2 separate regions of the Mus musculus genome follow, and region 2 is linked to region 1. The links are chromatin loops, found by intact Hi-C in ENCODE. Cell type or tissue: heart. All regions are shown on one strand. Links, peaks and the distances in the headings refer to the core of each region. The heading gives the core; the rest is flanking DNA.

Region 1 (15,538 bases), core at 4,211-9,210:
CATGCTGGGCAGCTTAAAGAACTAACAGGAAGGCAGAAGAATTAAGCACAGGAAATAGGCAACCAAGAAAGGTTGGCCTGGAAGGCGGTGAGAGCATCATGGTGCAGGTGCAAACATGCACTGGTCATCACACCAACAGGCAGTGTGCAGTGACACACAGTGTGCAGTGTGCAGTGACACACAGTGGACAGTGGGCAGTGACACACAGTGGGCAGTGACACACAGTGGGCAGTGACGTGTGCATCACCATCACTGTCACACTGGTGGTGTTGTACATCTGTCACCCTTCATGTATCCAGCCTGGGGCTTACACCCACATCGCATATTCCAACATGTGGACACAAGTATTATTTGTTTTGTGACTTTTCTTGGGGAGATGAGCACAAATGGCTATTTGCCTCAAGTAGAGTACCAACAACAGACCAAGGAAACCATCATCTCCATCTAGTTTGGTAAGCCAAGGAATTATCTGCTAAGAGGTTGCATATAGAGATGTGGCCAATCTCAAACATTTGCATCACTAGAAAGTCCCAACGTAGGATTCCCACATGGAAAACTGCACAGGCAAAGTCTCCTCTCCAGTCAGCCTTCTACTTCCTCTATGTTCTAGAATCTCCCAAGATCACCTGCAGCTGGAACAGCATTGCTTGCAACCATAGGGGGTGATTCAGGAAGGACTGAGTGCCTAGAGTTTCAGGTGAGGGTCTGATGTCCCTCCCCTAACCCTACAGAGCGAACTTGACATTCCTCATCCTGTGAGTGTCTGTGCAGTAGTCAAAACTGCTCCCATTTCAAGATGTTAATGGACACGCCATGCACAAAAAGATAACCTCTACAATGGGTCTGCAACTTCTCACTGCAGCAGTAAGAAGTCTCCTATCATAATAGTATTGGAAGAGAATGGGGTGTGTGTGGGGGGGGGGGAGGTGGAGTGTGGGCCAGAACATGACATGTCCAGTAATATAACATAATTATATTATAACTATAATAAAGTGACTGGATGATTTTAAATAAAGGCAGTATCTTTAAGACTGAGTTCATCCATCCTTTTCTATGTCCTTTACCTGTGGTAAGAGTCTGTGAAGGTTTGGTGTTGGGATGGTAGTCACCAGCTAGATTGACACAACCTAGAATCACCAGGGAAAGAATAGAATCTCAATGACAAATTGTGTAATTGTGTACATTAGATTGGCCTGCCTGTGGGGAACTTTTTTTTTTTTTTTTCATTCAAGACAAGGTCTTTCTGTGTAGCTCTGGCTGTCCTGGAACTCGATTTTTAGGTTAGGTTGGCCTCAAACTCAAGAGATCTGCCTACCTCTGTGTGTTAGTTTGAATATGCTTGGACCAGGGAGTGGCACTATTAGGAGATGTGGCCTTGTTGGAATAGGTGTAGCTTTGTTGGGAGAAGTGTGTCACTGTGGGTGTGGGCTTTGAGATCCTCCTCCTAGCTGCCTGGAAGTTAGTCTTCTCCTGGTTCGCTTTGGAATAAGCTGTAGAACTCTCAGCTCCTTTTCCAGTGCCATATCTGGAGGCTGCCATCCTTTAGACTGAACCTCTGAACCTGTAAGCCAGCCCCAGTTAAATGTTGCTCTTCATAAGAGCTGCCTTGGTCATTGTGTCTCTTTACACAGCCATTTAAGATCCTCCACCTCCTGAGTGCTGGGATCAAAGGCCATGTACCACCACTTCCTGGCAGGGAGTTTCTTAATTGGATTAAGTGAAACAGGAAGACCCACCAGGAATGCTGGGTCTGGACTGGATGAAGAGCAGAGGTGCTAAGCATGGGCAGGCAGGCAAGCACTAAGTTACTGCTCTCTGCTCTCAACTGAAGATATAACTCCACTGGCTGCTTCAGGTTCCTGCGGCCCTGACTTGCCTGCGGTGATGGACCAGAACTGCAATTGTGAGCCAAATAACCCTCCCTGCTCTCCCCCTTTTAGTTGCATTTGTCCTAGAGTTTTACCATAGCAACAGAAAACAGAGCTAAGACAGGTCCTTGCAGCTCGCCTGGCCTCGTGTGTAGGGAAGGAGACAGGAAGTCTTCTCATGGCAGGTCCACAAGTCCATCTGAATTAGCTTAAGCAAAACCGACAATTTACTCCAAGGGTATGGAAACTCATAAACCACAGCTTAATAAAACATGAAAAGAGGAAACAAGAGGAATGCGCTTCTTATGGTACCCAATAGGAGAGGCTGACACAAATCCAGAATCCAGAATGCTGTCGGGCTTTGACATTAGTATTATTATAGAATTAATATAGAGTGGTTTTCTATCCTAGGAATGGTGAGTATCTGTTGGGTCCATTAAATGTTTTCTTTTTAACTTTATGAAATCAGAACTAAATCTATGCCATTTTACAGAGCAGGAAACCTAGTCATAGAGTGCTGCCACGCCAGGTCTCCTGTGACGCTGAGCCTGTCACTGAGGCCATCGCCGGGTCCCATTTTCCTGCCTCAGGGCAGTGCTCTTTACCCTTTGCTCCACAGATTCTGAGCACCGCCCACGCCATCATCAGCCCAGTGAGAAGTCACTTTTCTGTCTCTAAAGTTCAGTCCCTCAGAGGTGGGACTGAGGGACTTGTGTCTGGTGATGGGGCCAGAAGGCAGGACGTAAGCACTCAGAGCTATGCCTGCCGGCCACCATGCTCCCCACCACAATGATCATGGACCAACCCTCTGAAACTGTAAGCGAGCCCCCAACTAAATGCTTTCTCCTGTATGTTGCCTTGGTCATGGTCTCTTCACAGCAATAGAACAGTAACTAAGGCGAGATGTTAAGGGACGTGGCCTACAATCTGGGGAGATGGGTGAGCATGGGGCTTTGCATGCAGGAGAGACTGAGGCTGTAGGGCAGCCAAACACTTGTCAACTGGTATTCCAACTTGGCCTCCTGCATGCCTCCTTTGTTTTCCTTGCTTTGCAGACATTTAGAGAAGTATTTCACTTTCAAAGGCAGCGACTTGCCCATTCTATGTGCTATGTGCATCTGATTCTCGTTCTCTTTCGTGTATTGCTTCCTTCCACCACTGTCTTGTCATTAAAAAAATTAAAATAAAGTCAGGCCAGTTCTCCTTTGATCATGCTGCGTTTCTTTTCTCTTTCCTTTTCCTCTGTTCTTTTTTTCATTTTTTTTTTTTGGCAGACTGTCTTAGAATAATCATGAAATAGAGGGTGTGGTAATCATTGGCCAAAAAAGGGAAAAAAAAATCAATCAACAAATAAACACATGACTCCGGAATTATGTTGTCCAGCATGGTAGCCTCTAGTTACACGTGGCTATCTCAATTTAAATAACTGAACTAAATACAACTAAAGTGTCTTTTCACCATTCACAGCAGTCATCCATTTGGTACTTAATAGCACACTAGTATTCTATATTATAGAATATTCCAGTCACTTTACATTGTTTTGCTGTCTAGGGATGTTACTGATCCCAACAATAGTGCAGATGGCCTGAGAAATGAGCTGAGTGGCAGAAGTGGCCCCTTGACCTGAAATGGCTCTCCTGCTCCCAGGGGCGGCAGAGTCCAGCTTTCTTCCCCCGCTCCCAGGGGCGACAGAGCCCAGCTTTCTTTCCCACAGCTGCGCTTCCTGTCGATTGCTTCCTGGCAAGCTCCCATGTGTGTTTTCTCAGGACCAACATTTGTATCACGTGACCGTGAGTTATTTCTTTTACAGCGAGCAAAAGGCAGTAACGCAGTTTCTTAGGATTGAGACTGACATCCACTTCTGGAAGTGAATTTTTTATGCACTCGCTTAGCGAGGGGCGGCACTGAAGGAAGCTACAGATCGGAAATGCTGGTAAACAATGTGAAGTGTTTAGCAGAGAAAAGCTTCGAGATGCCGGAGGAAAGGGAGTCCCCATGGTCTCCATCATGGGAACCCTTCTGTCTCTCCTTTTTATAACCTTCCAGAAATGGCAGGCCATTCATGACAGAGGCACTTCGGTTCCTTAACATTATCTTGTTCCCACTGGGACAAAATTTACTTCATGCAATAGCAAACTATAGACGCAGTTTCTGGAATCCTTTGCTTCTATTGGGGACAGGAGGATATCCTGTAGTCTGACGGGGTTCCCGGTGATGTTTCTTCCTAGAATGGGAGGAAAGGAAGTCTTTCACAGTCTCCAGGCTTCAAGTGAACCATAGAAAGGAGGACCATGTGACCTGCAGGCTGCGAAACCTAGAATCCCTACCCAAACCAAGGCGGAGGAGGAGCCTAATAATGATGGCTCTCAGCCTAACAGAAGCTGGACCTGGGACCACAGGTAACTTGATGGAAAGGATTCTAAATATAGCTAAAATTCTAAATATATCGGGATAGTTAAGCTTGAGAATGAAAATTTTTGGTTGCAGCAGTTGTATATACTAAGGTTGGCTATAAAGTCTTGAGACTGTTCTGTGATAGGCCCACCCAGCGCTCAAATGACGTTTGAGTAGCAGCATCCAGGACGGAAACATGCTTCCCACGGTGAAATCTTGACTCGGGTTTATTTGGGGGATCTTTTGTGGAGGGCTCTGTCAGCTGACAGTCCCATTGTATACAAGAATGAGCTCGGTCAGGATCCACTTCAAAGCAAAGGAAGATGTGTTTCCCGTGAAAGTCTGTGTAATGCTTCGGAAGTCTCAAGGAAGAGAAGTAAGGGGAAGATGGAGAGTTGCATTTGAAGGCTGTAGGTGCAAAAACTCTAGGATTTGTGAGCTGAGTCGCTCTGGACTACGTTTAAATACTTATTTCATTTAGGCGAATGCAAATGAGACAACATAAAGATGCCTCCTATGTCTGATTTGCAAAGAAAGAGAACAATACTACATTCTAATCTACAAATCTGTAGTCAGAGAACACACCGACCAAATAAAAGGACTGCTGCGTTAACACATTCGCTGTTTACTCTGAAATGTGTTTGCATTGTCTGAGATTCCCATTTAATCGATTGGTCGCCCTCTACTGGTCAGAAGGGCGAGGCTCCAACCGCAGAGATCACGTGGAGGCCCCACCCACGGTTGACTGTCAGAGCATTTCTGACTGTCCAATTGTGCAAATTTCCGGTGACAATGATTGGTGAACACTTGGCTGTGTTTAAATCGACACAACGAGACCATTTTATGTGAAGAGTACTTCCGTTTATCTATATAAGCATGTTTTGTGATTGGAAAACCAAAAGGAGAGATGGACCCCCGCCCCGCCCCAGCTCCACTATCTCATTGTCTTTCTGCTGCTGGTATATTATGTATCACTACTTGGTAGTACTTTAAAACAAATGTGGATTTAAATGATTTAAATATTTCAAAGGCTACAGCCGCTGTTCAGAACGCAGTGTGTAATGATTCTCATCACAGAGAAATCTGATCTTGCTATGGAATGAAAAAGCCGAATGTTTGCGAAGGAGCAATGCACGTTCCCTACCCAGCCAAGGACTTTTTGTAGGGATGGAAAAGCCTCTTGCAGCAACCATCCTAGCGCTACTGCAGGAGTCTGGGCGAGATGGCGGCGGGGCTCCTCCCACCTCTGCGGCAGCAGAGATCAATAATGCAAGGCTCTGCGGCAAACGCGCGCCTCCTTTCTTCCCTGACAGCGACCATAAGAGCCTTCGGCTGGAACATTGACCCGTTGCGCCATCTACCGACCACCAGGGTCTAGTGCAGCTTTGAGCTGGAAAGTCCGGAAACAGCGTGAAAGCTGCATGGGTGAAGGGAGTTTTCAACACCTAATCTCATTTAAGAGGACAAAGAAAAAATAAGTTTTTTCTATCTGCCTGTGAAAAATAACACGAAGGCTTGAAGCTCCCAATGCCCATCATCACATGAAATATAGACTTGTTAGGTTTTTTGCAACATGTCTTAGGGTTACTATTGCTGTGATGAAACACCATGACCACAAGCAACTCCGGAAGAAAAGGATTTATTTAGTTTACAGGTCCATGACTGTCCATCGTCGAAGGAAGTCAGGACAAAAAACTAAAGCAGAGCAGCAACCTGGAGCCCAGAGCTGATGTAAAGGCCACAGAGGAGTGGCATCTTACCAGCTTGTTCCTTATGGCTTGCCCAGCTGCTTTCTTACAGCACCCAGGACCACCTGCTCCGGGACGGCACCGCCCACAATGGACTGGACCTTCCCCATTAATCACTAATTAAGAAAATGCCCTACAGCCTTGCCCACAGCCCCATCTTAGGTAGGCAGTTTTTTCATTTGAGGCTCCCTCCTCTCCGATGGCCCTAGCTAGTGTTAAATTGACATAAAATTAGCTAGCGCACCTGTTATTTTGAAAATAGTCTGTTTTCTACATGATCCAGGATAAAAGAAAGCCCTGTACAAGCTTATATGACCAAATTTGAATTTCAGGTTAAAAACCAACAATTAGTATAAGCATGCCACATATACGTTAAAGCATCTCACTGGGCATCCTGTCATGATTATTACCTTTCATCTTGTTAGCCAAGGCTGACAGCCCTCTCAGTAAACCTGTCTACAGGTTTTACAAAGGTTGGTAGCTCTGCTTGGACTGCTCGAGACTGTGGCGCCCTCTTCTGGCTTCCATGGGCACTGCATTTGTGTTCTCCCTCCCCACACACCTTCATGACGCATTATTAAAAAACTCCAAGTTAAAAAGAAAGCCAGGAACAGCACACTGCATTTGCGTGCTTTTCTTTGCTTGTGACATTAGCTCCAACCGCACTCGGGAGCATGGTTAATGCTCGGTCCTCTCTTGCCCTCCCTCCTTTTCATGTGGCGGTTTTCTGTGTCTGTGGCTAATTAACTTAGCTCTCCTTCCCACTCAGCATTCCCTCTGCAAAAACAAATGACAGAGCGAATTATACCGCACGGACTTACATTTGGTCTTGCTTTTTTTACGCCCGTGGAACGAGGGCGCCTGCTTATTTTCAATAAGCTCTGACCCAGGCCCTATACAGGTGGCAGGGCAGGGCATATGTGGTTTGAGGGTTGCTAGGGACCTGGTTCATTAACAGCCAAGCAGAACGTTGTAACTTCTCCATTCCCCCTGCATGGGAGTGGCACTACCTCCCCTTGGCCCTCTCCCCATCGCTGGCTGCCTCAGGGACTGCACAAGTGTTCATTAACAAGGCTGCATACGGTTAGTGGAGGAAGGGAGAACATGCCTTCTCTCATGCCTGCTTCACTGCAGTCACGTAGGCAAAGCACTGAGTCGTGTTTTGCCCGCCTGTATGTCTGTGTGAGGGTATCGGATCCCCTGGAACTGGAGTTACAGTTAGGAGCTGCCATGTACATGCTGGGAATTGAGTCTTGTTGATGAGCAACCAGTACTCTTTACTGCTGAGCCATCTCTCCACCCACTCATGTTGGAATCTTGAAAGTAGAACTTGGTAAAATTTGGAGATACATTTAACAGAAACGCTCAATAATTAGTATAAGTAAATGGACACAACTCTAAATGACCAGTAAATGTCCTCAAGAATATACACTGTAAAAGTATCTTTTATTCGCCTGATCTAATTGTTCTCTTTGTGGCTTACTGCCCCAATCTGCTACTATGGGCCTAGCCCTGCCTGGAAGCTTCTGGCCTACATATAATCTAACCCAGGCTTAGAATGCTTTCAGCTTCTGGAACTTACTGCTGAATAAGCTCATGCTTTCTGAGGTCTGGCAGGCTGCTTCGACTCCAAGCTGCCTGATTCAATCTGGCTTCTCTCTCTGCCTCTGACGTTTTGCTCTGCTTGGCCTCATACTAAATCTGGCAATCTATTCTAATCTTCTGGCTCCTTCTCCTTCTCTGACTTGTTCTGTGTTCACCTGTGTCTAGCTTGTTCTCTCTCTGCAACCTGTCTCTGTAAAACTCTCCCCACAAAACTGCCTCCTCTCCCTTTTTGCTCTGCTCCCCAAAGTAGCTTCCCTTTCCTCTCTGCCCTTGTGAGAGTTGGGCATATTCTATTCTGTCAAATCTTTCTCTGATTCATCCCTTTGTCTGCCACCCAATTAGACATCAAACACAGGTGCTTCTTTATACAAACTAACTTTACCTTCATTGTTTGGGATTAAAGGTATGTACTAAGGGTGCGTCTGTATTCCAGCCAGAGGGATTAAAGGTTGCGTGTTATGAGTGTTGGCATTTAGTCTAGGCTCTGCCCCACAGTTCCCTGGCAACAGCCAGGTGTGCCTGACTCACTATAGAAGGAGCTGCTTGCCCCTTCCTCTCTCTCTTGCTCTCTTGCTCTCACTCTGTCCTCTTGCTCTGTATCTTCTCTCCATTCCCCTCCCTCCTCTCTCTCCACATGCTCATGGTCGGACTCTACTTCTCTATTCTCTCTCTGCCCTTCTCTATCTCTACTATCCTCTCATCTCCCCTCCTCACGCCCTGAATAAGCTCTATTCTACACTTCACCATCATGTGGCTGGTCCCTCAGGGGGAAAGGGATGCCTCGGCATGGGCCCGCACCCGACTGCACATCCGCCAAAACACATCCCTTCTCTCCTTATCCTTTATAAACACCACAATGGGTGAGCCACACCACAAATAGAATCAGGTTTTTCCAGTAAGCAACACAATATCGGGTTCACACAGTGATCAAATATTTGGCAACAATACATATGCTTATCACTGGTATTTAGAATATTATTTTCCTTCCTTATATAAATAAGGAGGAAGCTTCAATGACATAGCTTCTAAGTATGGCAGAGGAGAAAGTTTATCATAGATATGTGGGAGAGCAGACCCAGAGGCAGAGACACCTGGGGGAGGCCAGTGTAGATGTGATCCTGAGCTGAACCATGTGGGGGGGGGGGGAAGAGAGGGGAACCAGGAGCAGCAGCCAGGAGACCGAATGGGACAAAGAAAAAGAGCGGATAATCAAAATGGTTGGATTAAATAAAGAAGAGCAGCCCAGTGTGTGAGGGGTGGGGGGGAGGGGGCGGGTGTTGGGTATGCCAGCCAGGACAGCCTGGTAAAGGGTAGGGGCTGAGGAATGTGGGGGTGGGGTGATAGTCTGGTGGCCAGGTCCGGTTTGGTATGTTAACCTCAGCCATCTGTTTCAGGTGTGGACGTTGCTGGCTGCGTGAGTTACTTTTCCGACTGCTGTCAGGAAATGAACTCACAGCGCATGTCAAGGGTTCACATCTGAGGGGGCAGCCCCTCGTGATGGGGAGTCCCGGGGCAGGAGCCCAGGCTACAGCTCCACTCAAGGAGCAAAGGGCAGTGAACGCCAGTGCTCAACTCCATCTCACGTGCTCCAAGTCGGATGCTCCAGACCTGGCTTTGACCCTGAGGCTTGAAGATTTCCAAATTACAGTGCATGCCATCACGTGTGTTCCCAGGATTTATATCAAACGTGAATATGGCTCCTCAAGTTCATTTGGTCTGGCTCTAACCTTCAAACCCCTACCAAGGGCTGGATGGCTCCACAAGCTCACCCTCTCTGGCTCTAACCCTCAAACCCCTACCCGAGAACGGACTTTTTTCTAATGGATCGGTGTGTACCCTTCCTCCTCACCTTCAATACCACCACCGCATACACACGACTTCCTCCTAGTAGATACCGAACAGCAGCAATGTAGGAGGCTAAGATGGTGCCCGGACAAGAGGTCAGTCACCAACTGGGCTTCAGTTACCAACTTTTCTGACTGCACCTGGATTTTCCACCTCTGCCAGGTGCTTCAGGCTATGCATCGTTGTGAAGTTCCTCATGGAAGTTTGTCCACACAGGAACCTCTGCGGCCAAGTGAATCTCCTAACACCTCATGCTGAGCCAAGTCCCATTGGACTCTTGGTCCCTCTTGATATCTAGGAGGAGACCAGGAAAAAGACATATACTGAAAACACAGGCAAATTACCATGATACGGGCGACTGTGTGATGTATAGACTCTGTGGCGAGGCTGTGGGATATGGCAGGGTGACAGAAAGCTTTTGGTCCTGGCCACACACTGGCTTCCAGGGAAGGCAAACAAAGGAGATAGCAGTGGTACCCATCCCACATTGTGACCAGGAGAATCAGGTGGTTCATATACAACACTGAGTGCCATAGGGAGTCCAGAAAGCCAGGTCAGATGTTATGTGTTATTATAATTCAGTCTGCTTTCCCTGAGGGGAGCATGGCCCTCCCTCAGAGTGTGCTTTCTTTCCAGTAGGTTACCACGCAATAATCGCTGTTGCTCTTTCAGACAGGGTGAACATTGCCTGCTCCATAGCCAGAGAGATTGGAGAAGAAGTGAGCTTCTCCTGTGCCAAGCTTGCTGACCAACATTAAGGTTTCTGACTTTGCCTCTGCAGAGGCGGGTAGACTAGCTGTGAAGATATCCTTAGTAATGGGCTTTGTCCTTTGCTGACAGCGTCCTGTCACTAGAGGCAAACCTAAACCTCCTGCCTGAGCCATGGGGCAGAAACCCTCTTTACCTGGCATTGCCTCTGAACTTCGGAAGCCACTTGCTCAGACTCCCCACTGCAATCTAAGTTAGCTCTTGCCTGTCACTCCTTCTGAGCTCTTTTATGTCATGAGCCTTTATTCAATTTTTAATGATAGATATTTTGTGTGTTTATTTATTCAAGGTCTGCTCTGCCAATAGATTGCAGAGCTCCAGAGGGCAAAGACTAAGAGTGTTTTATTGACCAAGCACAATGACTTAGCTTTAACTTTTTAATCTGTTAAATGAGGACAGCGATAGGGCTTTTGTTCACCTCACTGAGCTGTGAAATTAAAAGAGATAATACACGAGAAACATCCTTGTAACTCACGAAATGTGCTTCACATAATAGAGATGCTTAGGGCTGTGTCTGTTGGAGGGGACATCAGAGGCTGAGTGTTTATGAATGAGATCATAGTGAGAGACTAGATCCGAATAGCAAGCACTTGGAAATGGATACACGCCGGGACAGCTTTTACTGCATAAAGCTGAACACAGCAGTTCCAGCCTCTAAAAATATCCCATCACTCAGAACTCTCAGTCAGTGAAATAGTTAAGCACAGAGAAGTCTGGGGGAGCCGGAGCTGGCAGCGAGTAGCCCAGAGCCTCTCAACCGCAGGAGGTTTTGCTAATTAGTTCTCCATTTCCTACTGAGAGGCAAGGACAGACAGACAGCAGTGACATCCTCCCTGTTCCACAGTGGAGTTCAGAGTAAAGGAAGACATTTCCAGAAAAATGGCCGCTGCTGCCAGTTTTCCACAGAGTGAATGGGAGGAGCATGAATCTCTGCAAGACCAATCGCTGCCAACGAAAGCAGCTTTATGTCTGAAACAGGGAGTTAGCGCCAGAGAGATGTCGTTGACTAGCCAGGGATGAAGAAGTTATCAAGTCTGGTGGCCAGGAATCACTGAGCCTGGGGGTTCAAAGGCCAGATGATCACTAAACCAGGACAATCAAAAGAGAAAGATCAGGCTGGATCAAAAGCAAGCACAGTCTCTTCTGCTGAGCCACTCTGGGGTTTTGTCTTAATTCTCAAGGAGCAGGATACCCCGGGGATGGTTAGTTTTGATTATCAACTTGGCAAGCTCTGGAACCAATTATGAAATATGTCCTTCCTTGGATCTGTAGGGGTGTTTTTAGAAAGGATTAAGGGAGATGGGAAGACCTACCCTGGATTTGGGCGGCACTGTCCTGCGGGACAGGGTCCCAGCCTAGATAAGGATAAAGCAAACTGAGCTCTGACTTTCATCTCTGCTTCCCGACTGTGAATGCATTGTGAACAGTGGCCTTATGTTCTTGCCATGACTTCCCTGCCATGATTGACTGTGCCTTCCAAGTGTGAGCCAACATAAGCCCTTCTTCAAGATCCATTTGCCAGACATTTAACTGATCCAAGACCTTAGGGTGGCAAATGAAAAGGGTACTGTGAGGTTTGTATAAGCTTGGCCCAGAGAGTGGCATTATTTGGAGGTGTGGCCTTTTTGGAATAGGTGGGTCACTGTGGGCATGGGCTTTAAGACCCTTGTCCTAGCTGTGTGGAAGTCAGTCTTCTCCTGTTTGCCTTGAGATGCCTGCACCATGCCTGTTTGGATACTGCTATGCTCCCACCTTGATGATAATGGACTGATCCTCTGAACTGTAAGCCAACCCCAATTAAATGTTGTCCTTATAAGAGTTGCCTTGGTTATGGTGTCTGTCCACAGCAGTAAACCCCTAACTAAGAAGGGTACCATCTGGGTGGCCCAGTGCACATATAGCTGCAGGCTACTGTGATGTGTGCATGCTCATGTGCTATTGGCTCTGTGGGAGCACAGCCTCCCAGAGGTCACCGCTGTGGGAGGCCTTACTTATGTGCTAAATTCATGCTCATAAGGGTGGGAAGAAAGAGGCCCGGACACTGTAGATCACGTGACAGGCCAAAGGGAGAAGAGCTGTGGGAAGGTAGGTTTCGCCTGCTGGATCTTCAGGAAGACAAGACTTGGACAGAGAAAGAACAAAGGTTAAAATGGATACTCTTAACTCTTGTCCTGGTGACAACACAGGAGGGGACAGGCTGGTGGCCACATGTGTGTGCACACATGGTGTGTTTCTGGAGAAATGGTTCAAATTCAGAGTAACTTACTTTTTAGAGTTTTAAAGATTGTTTTAACTGATACACAAAAACAAAATTATATGTATTAATGGGCATCTTGTAGTGTTTCGTATGTTAAAAAAAATTCTCACTCCAATTTTCTAATTGGGAAAATCTAATTGGGAAAACCTAATTGGGGAAACCTAGGGTTAATTTTCTGTTGTCTCCCACAAAACTACAACTGCAGATAGGAGCCTAGTTTAAGCAAATGTGCTGTGGGGAGTCTACTTACACCCACTAGGTTAACCCCTTACCATTGCCCCAGGGGTGAGATGTGTCGGAGTATAGGACGACATGGGGTGGGGGCTGCTCACCAGCTCAGGAAAGGCCTCTAGAATCTGCTGTTGGTAGGACATGAAACTCAAGTGACATGAAATGGGGAGAGACTGGACCAACACCCGGCAGAGAAATCAGAGAGACCAAGGGCAAGGTGGGAAAGATGTCCAATGCCACCCAACTCCTGGAAGACGGGCTTGGATCTCAAGAACAGGATGTCCGTCCTCCCTCAGAGAACAACCTCCACTTGCTCTCGCAGAGTCCCTGTAGGAAGGTGTTGGCCCCTCCTGACGCACACCGTGCAGACCCAAGGAGCTTCTAGAAGTCCAGTGAAATCCGCAGGGCACTGGGACAGATCCTCAGACGGAAAGTGCAACCCGGGAGTCTGAAGCCCAGGAGGTGGAGACGTGGTTCCTTGTGCAGGAGACAGGGGAGCTTTGTGCCTGGCGCTTCTCCATCTCTCCATCCTCCCGGCATCATGCGTAGGCTCCTCTTTTGCACTCTGCTCATGACTGGGCTGACACAGGTAAGTCCTTGTTTCACATTCAGACTCCAGCTGTACATCTCCAGGCCCAAAGTACAGCTGCAAGGTAGAAATGGGGGAAATATACGGGTAATTATTTAATGAGAAATGGGGAGCCATTTTCCTTTCCAGAACGTTCAGTTTTAGCTTGGGAGTTTCGTCTCGATGCTGGACACTTCCCCCTTTGAGGTGTACACACTGAAGCCTTCTTGCAATGTGTGAACAGTCCACTAGTGTTCCCTTATGTCTATTTACACAGTCCACCCCAGCTCTCGGATGGGTAGCACTGACGGCCACAGCTGTAAACATGATCCCTTCATGAGAGGTTGCAGGCGCGGGCGGGCGAACACAAGGGCAGGCGGGCTCGCCTTTTCACAGCTTGTAGCATGCAAAGAGCTCCTGGCAAAAAAACGGGTTTGGCAATGATTTTTTTTTTTTCCCCCAGCTAAGCCTGTCCTTGTTTGAAAGGAACGCTTAGGAAGGAACATTTAGTGTTAAACTTTTACTTTATCTTTTCTCAAGCCTTGGGTCTTTCACTTTTTGTGAGTGAATCTGTCCGTGGAAGCTCTAAATAATTCGGAGGGCAGAGCATATGAAGTTTAATTTAAAATGAGCAATTCATTGCCTTAGTGTTTTTGATTGAGAAGATTAAAGCAGACAGAGTTACTTGCTGATTTATTTACATGAAGGTCACTGCTGGCTCTGACCTCTTCCGGTGACATAGAAAACATGGAAGGGTAAGGAGTTGGAGCTGAACATGGCTGGGGCAGCAGAGGTATTCTATACAGTAAGGGGAGTTGTTATACCGTCTAGAGGTGTGAGGTTTCAGAAGGCTCCTAAGAAGGATCTCAGCGATGGGTTCTTCCTGCTGGCACAGCTGGAGGACATTTCTTCAATAGCTCTGTGCCCAGCTCTCTCCTGTTCTACACTCTCAGGAGAGGCAGGTGGTTACTGTCAACTGAGGACTAGGGCATGTTCTTTTTTTTTTTTTAGTTTTTTTTAGAGCATGTTCTTAAACAGCAAATATTCTAGCACACAGAGAAATGTACAGAATAGAAAACAAGTGCAAATACAAAGAGATATTGTACTTAGACCACAAATTATCATTCGTGATTAATTTTGCCTTAATTATGTGTGGGTTTTTTGTTTGTTTGTTTGTTTGTTGTTTTGCTTTGTTTTGGTCATGGTGATAAAATACCTGAAAAATAATTAAAGGAAGGTTTATCTTGGCTCTCGGTTTAAGTTCATGGTTCTTGGCTGGACATTTCAGCCTCTGATGAGACACAGCATGGCAGCAGAAGTGTGTGATAGAGGAGGCAACTCATCTCACAGAGAGAAAAAACAGAGAAAGAGGATGTTATGAAATATAAAGAGGCAAGGTGTGCCCCTGAGAAATTACGCCATGCAACAGATCTGGTATAAGCGAGTTTATTGGGGGAAGGGAGAAGAGTGGGGGCCTGGGGAAGGAGTAGAGGCATCAAGTGATCCATGATGGGGGGCAGCAGAGAGGGGAGAAAGGGGCTCCAAGGATAAAGAGGGGGGAGAGAGAGAGAGAGAGAGAAAGAGAGAGAGAGAGAGAGAGAGAGAGAGAGAGAGAGAGAGAGAGAGAGAGAGAGAGAGAGAGAGAGAGAGAGAGAATGTGGAGAACAGAGAGAGCTGGGTGTCAGGCAGTCCTTTTATACACAGCCTGCATCTGCTGCACCTGGTGGCAGGGGCAGGTGATGGTGGCAGGTGATGATGTAAGCAGATGTTAGGTCCCTGAGAGCAGCCTAGTGGAATCACCTGTGAGCTAGTAGAGGCAGGAGACAAGATGTACTGATACAGCCCCAGTGATGCACTTCAGTAAGGTGCAGTCTTCCAGTTGTCCATTCAACTGCGAATCTACAAATGTGTGAATCCATTGGTCAGGTCAGCACACTCCTGACAGCTGCTCCCCCAGAGTCCACTTATGAGTAGTGATGACCAGGGGTGTGTGTACATATGGCATAAGTGTGAGCACACATGCATGTGCTCATGTCTGTGTCTACATGGCAGTCAGTGTACAGCACTGAGTGCCTGCCTCTAACTCTCCACCTTATTTTGTGAGTCAGGGTTTCTCACTGAAACTGGGCCTTGTGGTTTCATCTAGACTGGTTGCCTGCAAGCCTGGGGCACTGATTCTTCTATTTTTACCCCTAGGCCAAACTTTCCTGGGGCACACTTACAAACATAACCAAGGGTTTGATGACATCACTGA
Region 2 (15,538 bases), core at 5,339-10,338, 440 kb before region 1:
CCCAGCCTTCCTGGCTATTCCAGGGAGCAGATGCACAGAATGGTGGGGTTTATCAGAGATTCATTTTTAACTGTAGTAAATGTAAAATAAAATATTACTCTTTTAAAAAAACAACCCAGTGTTTCACCTCTGCTAACCATTTCTACTTTCCTTGTTTTCTTCTAGGCTAGCTCCATGTTTTGTTCACGTGACTCTCAACCTGGTGTGGCCTGGACTCTAGTCCCTGCCTCAAGGAAAGTCCAGACTGACATAGAAAATCCCTGCTCACCAGCCTTGACCTTGGGAGAAAGCCCCTGACCTGTGAGTGGACAGAAGGCCTGGTGGTCAGCCCGTGGGAGCCCTGGAGCGTGCACTGCTGGAGCAGCTCAGAAAAAGCTGAGAAGCCAAGACTTGACTGTCAGTCCTGGAGAATTAGAACATGCCTGCTAAATTTCAGTCCACTCTGAGGAAGGGGCAGTGCCCACAAGGAAACCTAGTGGGTGGGGTTCTGGCTGGGACTCATCTGGAGTTCCCAGGGCAGATGCCCGGCCCCAGCTTATAGACCATGATGCGGCTGGGCTTCCGTGTCTGATTCTTAAGTGCCTCAGGTAAACAGACTCTCCTTTGCTTTGCCAGGAGGAATGACATTACTATCAGCATTGTAAAAGTCTGTGGCCTTTGGGAGAGTAATTTTACTTCTAAGACTCTCCTCTACAGAGAAGTGTGCACACTGTTCCCAGTGGAGTCTATAAAGATAGCAAAGAGCAAAGACTTAAAACAGAATGGCTCTGGGTTTGAAGTGTTGTGTATCTAGACAATGAACAGCCCACCTTTAAACAAGCCCCACATGGACTGAAGCGGAGGCAGCTCCAAATGTATTAGGTGACAGTGCCACATGGCTCTGTGTGATGGTAAGATTATATGTGTACATGTCATCTCGAAAGGAGAATTCGGCTTATCTCTGGGGAGAGAGTCTGCATCTTTTCTCATTTGTACCGAGTATGGAGTGTGTATCTATCTCTCTGTCAGAAATGTCAAGGGAAGGGTTCACCATTGACCTGATGCTCACGAAGGTTAGGAACCAATGCCAACCACAATGCCCACCTCTACCTTCAGGAGACAGTAAACGCCTTAGAATACAAAACCCATAAACAACCAAGACTGTGGTGCCTGCTGGGGCTGGGCCTGAGCTGCACACAGAGGCTAGGTACCGAACAGCTGCCATGGTAAACTGGCACAGTTAGGCACGCGGCCGGGTTCACACGCCCTCTGCCCTGACTTTAAAGACAGCAGTCTTGGCCCAGCTTCCCTCACCCCCTATGTATGAGCAGAGAGCTATACTTGCTGGGTTTCCAGCTCTTGTATTTGGACTCCTCTTCTCTTTTCTCTTTTTTGAGAGAGGGTCTCACTGTGTATTCGTGGCTGCTCTGGAACTTCCTGGACCAGGCTGGCCTTGATGTAGATCTCTGCCTTCTAAAAAATAAAAATATGTTTTATGTGTATGAGTGTTTTTTCAGCATATATGTCTGTGCCTGGTGCCCTCAGAAGTCAGAGGAGGACATTGGGTCCCCTAGAGCTAGAGTTACGGGTGACAGTGAGCCAACCCAGAGGTGCTAGGAACTGAACCTGGGTCCTCTACAAGAGCAGTGGCCTCTTAGTCACTGAGCCATCTCTCCAACCCTCTTCATTTTCCTCAGCTCACTGTCAGTTTCTCTATGGCTTCCAAACCTCTAGTTTTTCTTTCCCTCTCCTAGGTCTGAGGCCAATATCCTCTACCCTCCCGCAACCCCTGCAGGATAGGGTTTGCAGAGAAGATCTTATCCAGCAGTCGAAAGCGTTGATACTTGCTGACAATGTGTGCCCCTGGTGTCCCTCCCACAGAACTGTTCATGCTCCCCTCTCCAGCCTTTCTCTGTACACAGCTCAGCCAGTATCCCTGAGCTGCCATGAGCTCTGCTCAGGTCTTTCCCCAACGTCCATGTCCTACAGTAGCATATCATACCTAACTCACCAGCGTCTCAGAAAGGAGGCCAGTAGTCTCCACAGCAGCTTTATGATCTCACCAGGGCCTCTGTCCTTCTGCTCATATTGGCCCCCCTTCTTGCACGTCCATCAGATAGCTTCCTACCCCTTCCTGTTTGCAAAGCAAGACTGTCTCAGGACACAAGTGAACCGACCTAATGCTATGCTCGAAGTTCACTGTCCCCTGCAGGTATACCAGGTAGTAGTAGTGTCACTGAACCTGTCACTGTGGTTCTAACTTAAAAGTGGCCTTACCCTGGACCAACCTGTATTCCTCAGGAGTGACAGCTACACAGAACTAAACTGCTTCTGGGTACAGACTTCTAGATTTTGATTGCTTCTCTACCAGCTGTGTAAGTCAAGGCTATGACCACAATAGAGTTACTTAGCTTCTCGGGGCCTCATCTACAAACAGAAAGGATTAGCAGCTCCGTCCCATAGTTGTGAGGCTAAAGAGGTCTATCTAGCATGGCCAGCATAGAGCCTGCTCCACACTGCAAGACACACGGCTTTCTAGATGCTGTCTCCTGCATGGTACACCAGGTAGTGGGCGTGTCACATGCTCCTGGCTGTCTAGGAGAGGATTCCCACCACACTGGATTCACATCAGCTCGTCTGGCCTTGGTCCACAGGCAGGGTATCAGGAAGCATTCTGCTAGTCCTTAATGAGACACACAAAGGAGCTTTTCCAAAGCCACACAAGAGCTTGGTGAAGGCAGATCAACCTATGGATTCTTAGCAATTGCCACAAGCCACTGTGATCCAGGGCTGGCAACTTTTTCCTATAAAAAGCCAAATAAAATATCCTTTCTGCTTTATGGGTCATATATTGTATTTCACTGTGTGTGTGGTACATGCACAGATACGTACACATTTGTATGCATGTGCTTACACATGTATGTGTTTGTGTGAGAGAGAGTGTGTGTGTGAGTGTGTTTGTGAGTGACTGTGAGAGCAGGTGTATGTGTGTGTATATAGGTGCATAAGTATGTGAGTGTGTGTGTCTGTGTGTGCACGTACACACCCATAGAGACAGGGCAGTTGCTTTTACTTTATTCTTCTGAGACAGGGTCTCTCACTGACCCTAGCCTTTCTGACAAGTGAGGTCCTAGGATCCACCTGTCCCTGACCCAGCACTGGGACAACAGGGACACAGGCATGCACATCCCTTTCCACGTGTGCTGGGGATTTGAGCTCGGACATCATGTTTGCACAGCAAGTGTCCTTATCCATGAGCCGTCTCCTAATGCCTCTCTACTTTCTTCCTTCCTTCCTTCCTTCCTTCCTTCCTTCCTTCCTTCTTTTTTAAACAACCCTTTAGATGTGTAAGGATAGGGGCTGGAGACATGGCTCAATGGTTGGGACCATCTCCTGCCCTTCCAGAGGAACTGTGTTCTGTTCCCATCCCCACGTGGGATGGCTTCTAACAACCTGTAACTGCAACCCCAGAGGGATCTGCTGCCTCTGGCCACCACAGGCAACTGCACTCACATGCATATTACACCCCCCGACACACACACACATACACACACACACACACACACACACACACTTAAAAAATCACTAAAAAACAAAAAATGTAAGCCGAGCGTGGTGGCACACGCCTTTAATCCCAGCACTCGGGAGGCAGAGGCAGGCGGATTTCTGAGTTCAAGGCCAGCCTGGTCTACAAAGTGAGTTCCAGGACAGCCAGGACTATATAGAGAAACCCTGTCTTAAAAAACAAAAACAAAAACAAACAACCAAAAAAAACCCAACAACAACAAAAAATATAAATTAACATAAAAATGATTCTTGGCACTGGGCTAAGACTAGAAAGACCTCATAGACTACGTTTAGCCCAAGGGCTACAGTTTACCAACTGCACATAAAAATTATGCTGGTGTGGCAAACTGTAAGCCAGATAACATGGATCTGACTAAGAAAGGTTGCCCTCTCTGACCTGTCTTTTGTTAATCTTCACTGAATGGTGGTTATTCCTAAAATGGTTACAAGGATTTTTTATAGATAGTAACTCATGTAGTTCTCACTGTGATCTGAGTTGACAGGTACTGCTGTTGGTTCTGTTTTATAACGGGGCGGGGGGGGGGGGGAATGAGGTACAGGCAAGTTAAAGAACTTTCTCGAGGTCCTATGGCCAGTAGCAGTTCAGCCCTAGAGCCTGCGGAACGGACAGCCCGCCACTGAGACAGAGGCTGTGTATTTGGGAGGGCAGGATTCAGAGCGTTCACCTTGACCTGAAGGGTTGGACACACCCCTCCAGTGCTCGGGAAAGCTGCTAAGAGGAAGCCAGGGTGTCTGCCTCAAGCAGTTACAATGGAGGCTGCCATCAGACTGCAGAGGCCGCTTGATTTGGAAAAAAGCACTTGATTGGATCTCATTAAATTTTAATCATAAACTGAATTCAAAATAAATTGAAACCTGGTTGACAGAGCACAAACAAAGGGTGATGATAAATGCGGGCAAAGCAGCTGGAAAGGTGATCGCTTCCAGGAGACATCTCTGAGGCAAGGACGGGTGGGACTTAATGAAGGCATTGTGTCCCTGGAAGAAGACAAACAGCAGAGCCAGGGAGAGGAAGGCAGGAGTGAGCAGCCTTCCTAACTCATAAACGGCCTAACAGCTCCTAAGTAATCAAGACTAGCTGATCACCAGAGGATTGGATTTGTGTCTCATGGATCCTAGCCTGGCCTTGAAATCCTGATCCTCCTGCCTTCACCTCCTACATGCTGAGATTATAGGTATGTACCACTATGTAGGCCGGATTGAAAGAAATGTGTGTCTGCGTGTTTGTTTGGTGGGGGTACAGTACATATGTGTACGTGCTCGACTGCTTTTGGAGGCCCGAGATCCAGGTCAAGCGTCCTCAATTGCAGGTGCACTCGTGTGGAGGACTGAGTCCCACACTGTGTCTTCTTCCATTACACTCCACCTTATATACTGGGGCAAGGTGTCTCCCCACCTCAACGTTGTGGTAGTTCTCCCAGCTAATTTGCTCTTCAGATTTTCTGGCTCTGTCTCCCAAGCACTGGAGATTCCAGGAGGGCTGCCACACCCGCTTGGCTCTTGGGTGCTCTCTGTGGGTCTGAACTCCAGTCCTGAAACTTGGGCAAAAAGCACTTTACCCTACAGAGACATCTTCCTAGGCCTGAACTTTTTTTTATTTTTTTTATTTTTTAAATACTGTCTGGGTTACTGATAGAGTTGAAGAGTCCTAAAGGCATACAACAGCATATTCCAGGTGAGCATAAGAAATAAAAACATGCATTAATAATACATGCATTAATAATTGGGAGGATCCTAAACTCTAATTTGGATATTTTCTTGTCTTGTCTTTTCTTTTGGTTTTTCAAGACAGGGTTTCGTCTAGGTAGCTCTGGCTGTCCAGGAATCCACTCTGTAGACCAGGCTGGCCTGTAATTCAGACATCTGCCTGCCTCTGTCTCCCAAGTGCTGGAACAAAAGGCATGCGCCACCCTCCACCAGATCTGGATCAGATATTTTCAGTCATAGATTCTCAAGGTATTTTTTACTCTCCAGAGAATAATTTGAATTTTCTTCTTACATTTATTGATTGTTTATATGTTGCACTGAGATGCCATGGCACCCAGGAAGACAATTGGTCAGGAATCTGTCCTCCATTTACACCATGTGGATTCCTAGCATCAAGCTCAGGTTGTCAGGTTTGGTGGCAAGTAACTTTACAAGCCGAGTCATCTCGCTGGCCCCAAAGACTAATAGGGTTTTTTTTAGTATGTCTAATCACAGATCTTTAAAACTATCTGTAAATTTCTTTGTCTACTGCCCAAATGTATGCAAATTACCATCAAATTGGTTTCCCTAGTAGTAGATTAGTTTGGAGGGAACTGTCTGGCTCACCTGAGTGATTCAAACCCCAGTGAGCAAACACTTCCAAGCTTGCTGGCAGAATTTGCCTGAGAGAGAAGCTGTTCCGTTACGATGATTTACCAGAGACTTTGAGGTGGTGTGAGCCTTGGAGACAAGGGAACATTTGCTGGATCTTACGAGGAAGACTCACAACAGGCTGAGGGCAGTCATAACACTCTGACGTGCAAAGTGGACTTGGGACTTAGTGCTGAACTTGAAATGGGGAGGAAGACTTCTGGGAACAGACTGCCTACCACATTGAAAGCTGGTGATAGAAACATGGAGAGAAACAACTTCAAGCCAGTTCAGGAGCTTTTGTTGCCATGGTCTGTCTGTCCGGCCGGCCGCCCACCTTCCTGCCTGCTTGCCCGCCTGCCTGCCTGCTTCCCATAAGGTGGCCTTTCTAATGCATCTGTTTGTGATTCCTAACTCAGTTCAGGCCACAGAGTGAAGCGGAAGGGACAGGAAGGGGATGGAAGAGAGGAAAAAGCCTGGGATCGTTACCGCTATGGGAGAAAGACCTTGTAGTCTGTGTGCATGGCAGGTCAGGAAGGATCGCAGGGGAGAGGCACGCCGGTGTAGAGTGGGCCACTGGCCAGGATGTCGAGGCAGATGACTTGGGATAGGAAAAGTTCAGAGATGGGCATTAGGCCTGAGAGGAGCAGTAGAAGGCTGGGCACAGGGTTCCACCACGGCAGAGGAGCCAGGTGTCCTGCATTGCTGAGGGAGTTGCCAAGACCCCATGCAGATTGGGTCTGCCGGGTGTTCAAAGGGAACAGGCTGTACGAGGGTCTCCCATCTACCCAAATATCTTGCTTTCAGCAATGCCATGAGGGAATCGAGCCAAAGTGGCAACATGCTAAGGGCAGCCACTGGATGGAAACCCACCCTTCCTTGGCTGCTTTCTAGTCTATGGTCTGTCTCCAAGAAGGCCTGGGGGCACACCTTCAGCACACACCTGCACGCAGCACACACCTGCACGCAGCACACACCTGCATGCACACCTGTACACAGAAGAGTGGGCAGAGCACCGAGTCTGGAGTACACATGGGCTCTGGGATGCCCCCCAGAGCTGGGCAGGAGACAAGGAACACTGGAGGGGAGCGGGGAGAGGAAACCCTGTTTCATGACTGAAACTATCTGGGAGACAGAACATTGAGAAGAAATAGGAGAGGCCTGGAGGACAGCGTCTAGATTCCAGCCATCCGATGCTTCTTGTGGAAGGTCAGCTGGACTATTTTGATAAAGAGGATCAAAGTTTAAGGGTCATTTACTTGGCTACGGAAGGACCTGGAAGTTGACCACACCTCCACCTGCATCCTTTCCTAGAGCCTACAGTTCATACAGATATGCTTTTTAAAGCTAATCTAAAATTGCCTGCTGCAGAAAATGATTTGAATTCAGGATCTGAGATTTCCATTCTGCAACACGAAAGACATTGATTTAATTTAGACAAACTACGCCACCGTAATCTATCTTGCTGATGCCTGAAAATAGGGCTTTCTCCTCTTAATTTTCAGTGTATTTGAAAGTCACTAATCCCTTCATTCAGGGACGTGCAGGCTCGAACACTGTGTGTCTTCGGGCCCTCTGAGAATCACTAAGCTAAGAAACTCTCTTGTCCCACAGTATCCTGCAACGTTGTCTGACCCTCCCTCCTGCTTAAGGCGGCCCCACAAAGTGAACCTGTCAGAATGGCTGCATCATTTGCCCCCTAACGCTTGTCCTGTGTGGAATGACTGGGGAGAGCAGCACCACATTAAGAGTGGCTGTGGTGGCACTTCTACCATCAAAGTGCTGCTACCCCACTTTCAGATGATAACACTTCAGGATTTGAAATAAGAATCAGGAACTCACCACAAGCAAACGTGCCCTTATTCCAGAATACAGAGAAATGAGGCTATAGACCAGAGCCTGGATTCCCTACAGAGAATTTAGCAATACCCAAAGCTCCTGGAACTGTATTGACAGTAAGTAGTTGCTCAAAAGAAACAATAATAACGTTTCTTAAAGCAGTGGTTTGGAAAAGGTTAAGAACCCAGCGTATCTGCCAGCTGGTGATGACTCTAATCATAGTCACCAGCCTTACATGGTGCTGGGTGGTTGCTCTGTTCCCTTTCCCCTCCTCCCATTAAAGGCCCACACACGGACTGCTGGGGCCTGGAGTGCCTTCCGATCCAGCTCCTGGCCTCTGCAGCAGGATCGTCTGCCAGCTCTGGAGCCTGCCTTGACTCTCAGTAAACACATGGGACATGAGCTAAATTCAAGAAATCCCATTTCCCCCTGCGTGGTTAAAGCCAGAAATGATGGCTGGATTCTAGGCTGCTCTCCTGCAGAGCTGCAGCTGCTACCCCACCCCCACCTCACCACCACCCCACCACCCCAACACCCCAACACCCCACCACCCCACCACCCCACCACAGGCTGCCTGCCCTGACAGCTGCTTGACCTTCACCCTGGAAAGCAGATGAGGGAAACTGAGAAAAAAAAAAAAAAAACTTTTTTTCAAAGTTTACGTGCAAGATTGAGTGCCTCTACAGCATCTGATGACATGCCAGGTTCTGGGGGCTGGAAAAATAGAAGCAAAGGCCTTCCTAATGCACTAGTAGCAGGGGTAAAATATATATGTGTAGTAATCAGTAAACAAAACAAGTTTTAGAGACCACCCATTATGGTAGTACCCTTCTGGGACTACCCTGGCCTTGGTTTCTTAGAAAAGAATTTAGACATAATCATGTTAGTGTGTGAGTGCACACATATGTATACACACACACACACACACACACACACACACACACACTTTGTGGATGAAGAAATCCAGGCATCTGGGAGCCAAAGAGAATTGCCTAAGAGATGCACCCACACCAAAGTGGAGGGAGAACTTGGAAGCACGTTTTCTGCTTTTTTCAATTACTAATTTGGTTTCTTTCCACGACACCCTTAGAAAAAGTCTCTAGTCTAAGAGGCCACTGTGAACTAGGAAGTCACAGAGAAGGCAGCTTCCAAGATCCAGTGTTTCTTCTCTGGCCTCCCCAGCACCATCCAGACCCAGCAAACCACTGGCTAAAGGAAATGGAGGCCTGGGGGGGGGGGGAATGTGGGGGGGGGGCGGCGAGCACTTTCTGACCCAAGAATGTGAGGCTGGTATTTTCCCCCAGCATAAAATAGAGAAAAACTGGGAGTTGGCCTTCCCGCAGTCCCTGACGTGTCTTGGGCTGAAAGCCAAGTACTTAATCCTTTCTACCATGGCTCCCTCCTTGGAGAAACAGTTTTGATTCGTTTTTAAAGACAGGTTCTTGCTACGTCACCCAGGCTGGCCCTGAACTCACTGCGTACTTTGATTTCTTGATGGCTGACTATGAGTACTGAAAACTCCAACCCGGCAGCGTGTAGTGCTGTGTGCCTCTCCTTATAGAGTTAAACTCAGCCAGGCCTGCCCGAGAGAAACCCTAAACTGGCGCCACATTCCTGCTGGAACTCTGTCACAGTCTCAGCTCAAACTGGCCTCCAGATGGACAAGGTAAAGGTGGGGGCATGAGGGCGGAGGGCGGAGGGAAGTGAGATCAGGACCTTGTGGCAACAGAGAAGCCAGTGGACTGGAAAGCCGGCCAGTGGTTAAAGAGGTCAGAGCAGCCAGGCACCAGTGAGTTCACTTACCTAAGATCGCCACCGACAGACGGCCCAGGGGGTGGTCGCTGGCTCTGCTCACGGGGATCCACCTTGGGCCGCTCAGACCTCCCTCGCCCTCTCCAGTCCCAGGTAAGTGGTGGAGCAGGCTCTCGAGCAGGAAGTGGATGCTGTATGCAAATCTCTACGGAGAGGAAGCCTCTGCTCAGCCTCTCCCCGTGGGGCAGTGAATCAACCGCCAAGAAGTCACTTTATTTCTTAAAACAGAAACCTCTTGCGTTCACCAGAGAGAACCAGCAACCAATTAGGCTGCATCCTGCTTTTACCACCCAGATAAGAAACTGTGAGGAATGCCCCGGGCTTCTGGGTTACTGCAGCGCCTGAGAAGGTGTCTCCCGGAGACAGAACTTGCGGTCTTCACACTGCTTATTCTTGAGCAGCTTCAAACGAGCCTGGGCCTGATAATGGGAGGGAATATGAAGCAAGAACTTTTAACTGTGTTTTTTAACTCACCAAAACAGATTTGCTGCCTGTAACTATGGGGCAAAGGATTCACTGCCTACAGCCCTGTGCAGGACTGTATCACACACACACACACACACACACACACACACACACACACACACACACCTCTGACTTCTCATTTCACAATCTTTTGATTTGGGTTTTTGTTTGTTTTGCTTTTTTGTTTGTTTTTGTTTTCGAGACAGGGTTTCTCTGTGTAGCCCTGGCTGTCCTGGAACTCACTCTCTAGATCAGGCTGGCCTCGAACTCAGAAATCCCCCTGCCTCTGCCTCCTAACGCTGGGATTAAAGGCATGTGCCACCACTGCCTGGCTCTCATTTCACAATCTTAAGTTTATTTCTTTCTTTTCCCTTTGTTTATTCAGTACACTACAGAATTTATTGCACAGACAGGGATCCTGGAGGCAGAACAATGGCACCATGCTATGTGTGGGTAATATAAATCCAGGTTATTTCTAAAGCACTGGAGGGTGATGGGAGCCAGTCCGGGTGTGAACTCTCAGGCCACCAGCCAGCACTGATCGCAGCCACTGAACTTCCCCCCTCTACCATAGAAAGTGTCTCAGACTGAGCCAGTCCAGTCTCTCCACTCTTGCATAGGGAACATTGCCCAAAATGTCCTCAATCAGATTGCCCCAGGTCTGCCTAAGTATTACACTTAAAGTTGTACCACACATTATAAACAAAGGGAATGTGGCTTGTTTTTAAAACTTTATAATAAAGTGGTACACATTGTGGTGTGTTCTTACAATGAAGTACTACTTAGCTGTTAAAACAATGAAAATTTGTATTCATTTGTATTATTTGTACAAACATGGGAAGGTGGCTTTGAGAAATTATTTAATAAAACATTATTCTTGACAATATATATATATATATGTAGTGACAGAGAGAGAGAGGTGTCCCCAGCATGTAGGACACTGCTTATGACATTGTAGGCAGTCACTGTATACCTGTTGGATCATCACGTCAGAAATGGCTGTAGCTGAGCCTGGTAACACAGGCCTGATAGTCCCATATTTATTAGCTCAGCCTTGAACTTTCTGCCTCGAACATTATTATTAGATCTTAGGGGTTGGGGGAAAACAACACTCCTTGTGGAGTGGCTGAAACGAGGGTAATTGGGGAGGGGCAGCTGTCAGCATTGAAAGGAGAACAGGAAAGGAAGGCATGGAAGGGGTGGTAGAGGAGAGAAGATGAACTCATTTCTCATAGCTGTCCTTAAATGGGCTGAGATGAGCCTCAGAGTAGTTTCTGGAAACCTCTGCCTTTGGAACCCTTTCCATGAGGAGTCAGGACAGCCAGTCTCCACCCAATGAGAGCTGTGGCCTGGGGGAAAGGCAGCAAGCCTAAGGCTTGTCTGAGGTTGCTGGGCACCCCTCCTCTCTGAATCCATCCTGAGTTTGGGGAATGGGATAACAGCTCCTTGCTGAGAGCATCTGCTGGGCCCCTCCTGGAAAGCAGCCCAAGGATGTAAACTGTTTATAGAGAGTCTCCTGCGCCGAGAAACTTCTGTCTGCGCATGCCTGGCAAGCTTAGACTGAAAGGAATGACAGAGGCCATGCCTGAGGACTGGGACATCAACATCTCAGGTTCCCAGATGCTATCCACTGCTGTCTGGATGCTCGTGTGTAACCTCCAGGGAGCAGCTCTTTCCTGAGGACCTTTGCACACCTTTAACAACCTTTAACCTTTAACCTTTAACTTTCAAGCAGACCCGAGAGGTGCAGAAGCTGCCATTTGCGCTGTGCCTTCGAAGAACACAACACTCAAGAGACACCTGGTAGCTTCTAGAAGGGCACATAGCTAATTTGTGGAGCAGCCAGAGCTGTCTCGCTTGTAGTGTCTTTCCTCCCTCGGCTGCTTGGCTCTGGACTGTTTCCTACAAGTTTGAGTGCAGCTGAGGTACTTCCCTTTCTTTATACAATTCTTGACAACACTCAAGAGGGGAAGGAAGGAAGCAGTAAACAGGCATGGCCATGGCTGCCAGTCACTTGGGTCTGTGTTTACTGTGTTTACACATGGATCGCTGCTGTCAAAGTCAAAAGGAGCAGGTCGTGGTGTCAAGACATGGGCTAACCATCTCACGCTGAGTTAAAAAGTCCAGAAGTCATTCTGTAGACCAGGCTGGCCTTGAACTCAGAGATCCGCCTGCCTCTGCCTCTTAAGTGCTGGGAGTTCCAGGACAGCCAGGGCTACAGAGAAACCCTGTCTTGGAAAAAAAAAAAAAAACCAAAACCAAAACAAACAAACAAACAAAAAAATCCAGATGTAAAGGATTTATGTTTGCCAAGTTCTAGGGCTTGTTTTGGTTGCCTTTCTGTTGCTGTGAGAAGATACCATCACCAAGGCAACTCAGAAAAGAAAGTGTTTAGTTAGGCATTACTGTTTCAGAAAGTTAGACTATGTGGTGGTTTGAATGATCGGCCATAGGGAGTGGCAGTATTAAGATATATTGCCTTATTAGAGTTGGTGTGACCTTGTTGGAAGAAGTATGTCATATGTTACCGCCTCCTATGCTCAGGCTCTGCCCAGTATGGAAAAGACCCTCCTTGCTGCCTGCATAAATGAGTCTCCACCTGGCTGCCTTCAGATCAAGACGTAGAACTCTAGGCTCTCCAGCCCCAAGTCTACTTGCATGATGCAATTCTTCCATTGATGATAATGTACTGAACCTCTGAACCTATAAGTCAGCCTTGGATATACTGTCTCTTCACATCAATAAAACCCTAAGTTAGTACTAGGGACTAGGGTATTACTGTGATAGGCCTGATCATGCTTTTGTTTGGAAGAATGTGGATTTTGGGACTTTGGATTTTAAATGCAATGGAATGCTTTAAGTGGGACTTAATGGGCCATCCTTGTAGGAATATGAAAGACTTTGTTGCTGAGAGTTCTGCATCTTGTTCCAAAGGCAGACAGAAGACTGGCTAGGAAAAGGATCTTAAAGCTTGTGTGATCTTAAAGCTCACACTCACAATGACACACTTCCTCCAACAAGGCTACACCTACTCCAACAAGGCCAACTTCCTAATAGTGCCACTCCCTGGACCAAGCATATTCAAACCACCACAGAACTATAATTCAAAAATGGAGGGCACACCTGTGAGAGATTGAGAGATTTTTCTGATTAGTTGAAAGTCAGTGAGTTCACTTCTAGTCCAGAACTTTGAGGTAGGAAGATAAGCCTCTGATTCAGATTTTGAGATGGGAAGACACAGGTTTTTTATCTAGACTTGAGATGGGAAGACATCTTTAATCTGGGCAATACCTTCTTCTGGAAGCCAATATAAGGACATGGAAGAAGGAAGGTTTTTGCTTTTTGCCTGCTTTGCCTTGCCTTGCTCACACAACCATTCCTTCATTTCCATTGGAATATACTTCTTCAGAATTTTTACATATACAGAAGACCAGCTGAAATACCCAGCCTTGTGGGACTGAGCAACTACTAGATTCTTGGACTTTCCATTCACAGCTAGCCATTGTTGGATTAGATGGACTGCAGCCTATGAGTCATATATGTGCGCATGTGCGCGTGCCTCTGTGTGTGTGTGTGTGTGTGTGTGTGTGTGTGTGTGTGTGTTAGAGTTTTATTTGCTGTGAAGAAACACCATGGCCAAGGCAGCTTTCATAAAGGACAATATTTAATTGGGGCTGACTTACAGGTTCAGAGGTTCAGTCCATTATCATAATGCAAGAAGCATGGCAGTGTGCAGGTAGACATGGTGCTGTAGAAGGAGCTGAGAGTTCTACATCTTGATCCAAAGGTAGCAAGAAGGAAACTCTGCCTTCCACAGACAGTCAGGAAGAGGCACTCAAAGCTCACTTTCACATGACACACCTCATCCAACAAGGCCACATTCTGCTCCAACAAAGTCATGCCTCCTAATAATGCCACTTCTCATGGGCCAAGTATATTCAAATCACCACATTCCACTCTCTGGTACCCGCAGGCTATGGGGGAGGGGGTGTCATACCTAGCCATAGCATAACAAAATATATTTAGTCTAATTTCAAAAGTCCCCATAGTCTAGTACAGTATCAACATTTAAAATTTCCAAGTCTCTTCTGAGATTCATGCAATCTCTTTACTGTAATCCCCTATAAAATCTAAATAAAAAAGCAGATCATATACTTCCAACATATTATAACACAAGATATACATTATCATTACAAAACATCATAGTGAGGAAATACTGAACTGCTACATCCACTCCAGTAGTAATACATGTGACCTGGAAGCAGTCCCGAGGCGAAAAGTTCATGGAAACTTAGTTTCCTGAAACCTGGAACCCTGGCATCTAGTATAACAAATGTTCCAAACTTGTCCTTGTGAATGGATCTGTGTGCTTTCTTTCAGTATTGTTTTATTATAGGTGCCTCTAAGCAATAGCTTGTCAAATACCTAAGCAAAATCTAACTTTGCTTCCTGGCCTTCACCAATGCCCTAGGTAGTCCTTGAGCCGACTCTGGGCTTGGAATTCAGTAAGAATGTTACCTATTCAGTAACATTCAGAATTGCCTCTAGTATCGTAAGAGAGATAGTGAAAGAAATCAGGCATTACTATCTACTAGAGAGTTAGAAATCTCAGGGCAAGCTTAGCAACTAAGTTTAGAATTCTTATTATAGTTAGGTACGGCAGATTACATTACTTGTTAGTAGAAGTCCCCCCATACAATCACTTAGAATAAAAGCAAACTACTCACATATACAGGAATTTACAGTGGTTTTGGAAGTATATCAAACTGTGGTTTAAGGAGGAACTAGAATATTGCATTATTCATGAGAAGGTTAGCTAGAGTGGAACTCCCTAATTAGAACTATGGCTTGGAAGCTGGGCATGGTGGTGCACACCTTTAGTCTCACCACTCAGAAGACAGAGGCAGGCAGATTTCTGAGTTTGAGGCCAGCCTGGTCTACAAAGTGAGTTCCAGGACAGCTAGGGCTATACAGAGAAACCCTGTCTCGAAAAACCAAAAAAAAAAAAAAAAAAAAAAAACAAACAAAAAAACACAAAAGAAAAACAAAAAAACAAAACAACAAAAAAAGCCAGTATCAAAACATGGCCTAGTCGGCCATCACTGGAAAGAGAGGCCCACTGGACTTGCAAACTTTATATGCCCCAGTACAGGGGAATGCCAGGGCCAAAAAGTGGGAGTGGGTATAGGGGAGTGGGGGTGGGGGAGTGTATTGGGGACTTTTTGGATAGCATTGGAAATGTAAATGAGGAAAATACCTAATAAAAAAATTAATTCTAAAAAAAAAAAAAAGAAGAAGAAGAAGAAGAAGAACTATGGCTTGGGCGTGAAAGCCCTTGCCCGGGGAGTGTAAATACCTCACACCTGGCTTCTAAGAATACAGCTGACCTTAGATAGAGCTAACTTTGTCTCAGTTGTTTTATTGCCTAGTTCCTGCCAGTCTTTATGCTTGCATTCCTCTGTTTTGTGTAAGAGTCATTAAGCATCCAGTAACCTCATTGTACCTTGCTGATGTGTCA

The links. Hi-C counts contacts between places; a loop is a spot of excess contacts. Peaks named below come from ENCODE experiments on the same cell type or tissue, not always from the same donor. Only the 100,000 strongest peaks of a DNase experiment are listed, where the experiment ranks them.
Region 2: a loop joins it to region 1, with 3 times the contacts of the local background. A loop is called at or near these places in 4 of 42 quality-filtered maps.

What each region holds. Positions count from the first base shown.
Region 1 is chr10:39,161,360-39,176,897 of GRCm38, reverse strand. Ccn6 (cellular communication network factor 6) reads left to right here and starts at 13,104. Exons shown (of 5, transcript NM_001127376.1): 1 at 13,104-13,305. The coding sequence starts at 13,258. In heart, for the core only: CTCF peaks have their summits at 4,940 (motif pointing left), 5,625 (motif pointing left) and 6,529 (motif pointing left); DNase peaks (open chromatin) are centred at 4,977 and 5,547; H3K4me3 peaks cover 1,495 bases; H3K27ac peaks cover 1,270 bases; H3K27me3 peaks cover 303 bases.
Region 2 is chr10:39,607,355-39,622,892 of GRCm38, reverse strand. It overlaps Traf3ip2 (TRAF3 interacting protein 2), which reads right to left and starts at 9,959. Exons shown (of 9, transcript NM_134000.3): 1 at 9,547-9,959. Gm16364 (predicted gene 16364) reads left to right here and starts at 9,211. Exons shown (of 6, transcript NR_152259.1): 1 at 9,211-9,409. E130307A14Rik (RIKEN cDNA E130307A14 gene) reads left to right here. Exons shown (of 3, transcript NR_038037.1): 3 at 166-1,482. In heart, for the core only: no CTCF peak of the experiment used is centred there; DNase peaks (open chromatin) are centred at 6,712, 8,072, 8,792 and 9,492; H3K4me3 peaks cover 2,962 bases; H3K27ac peaks cover 4,147 bases.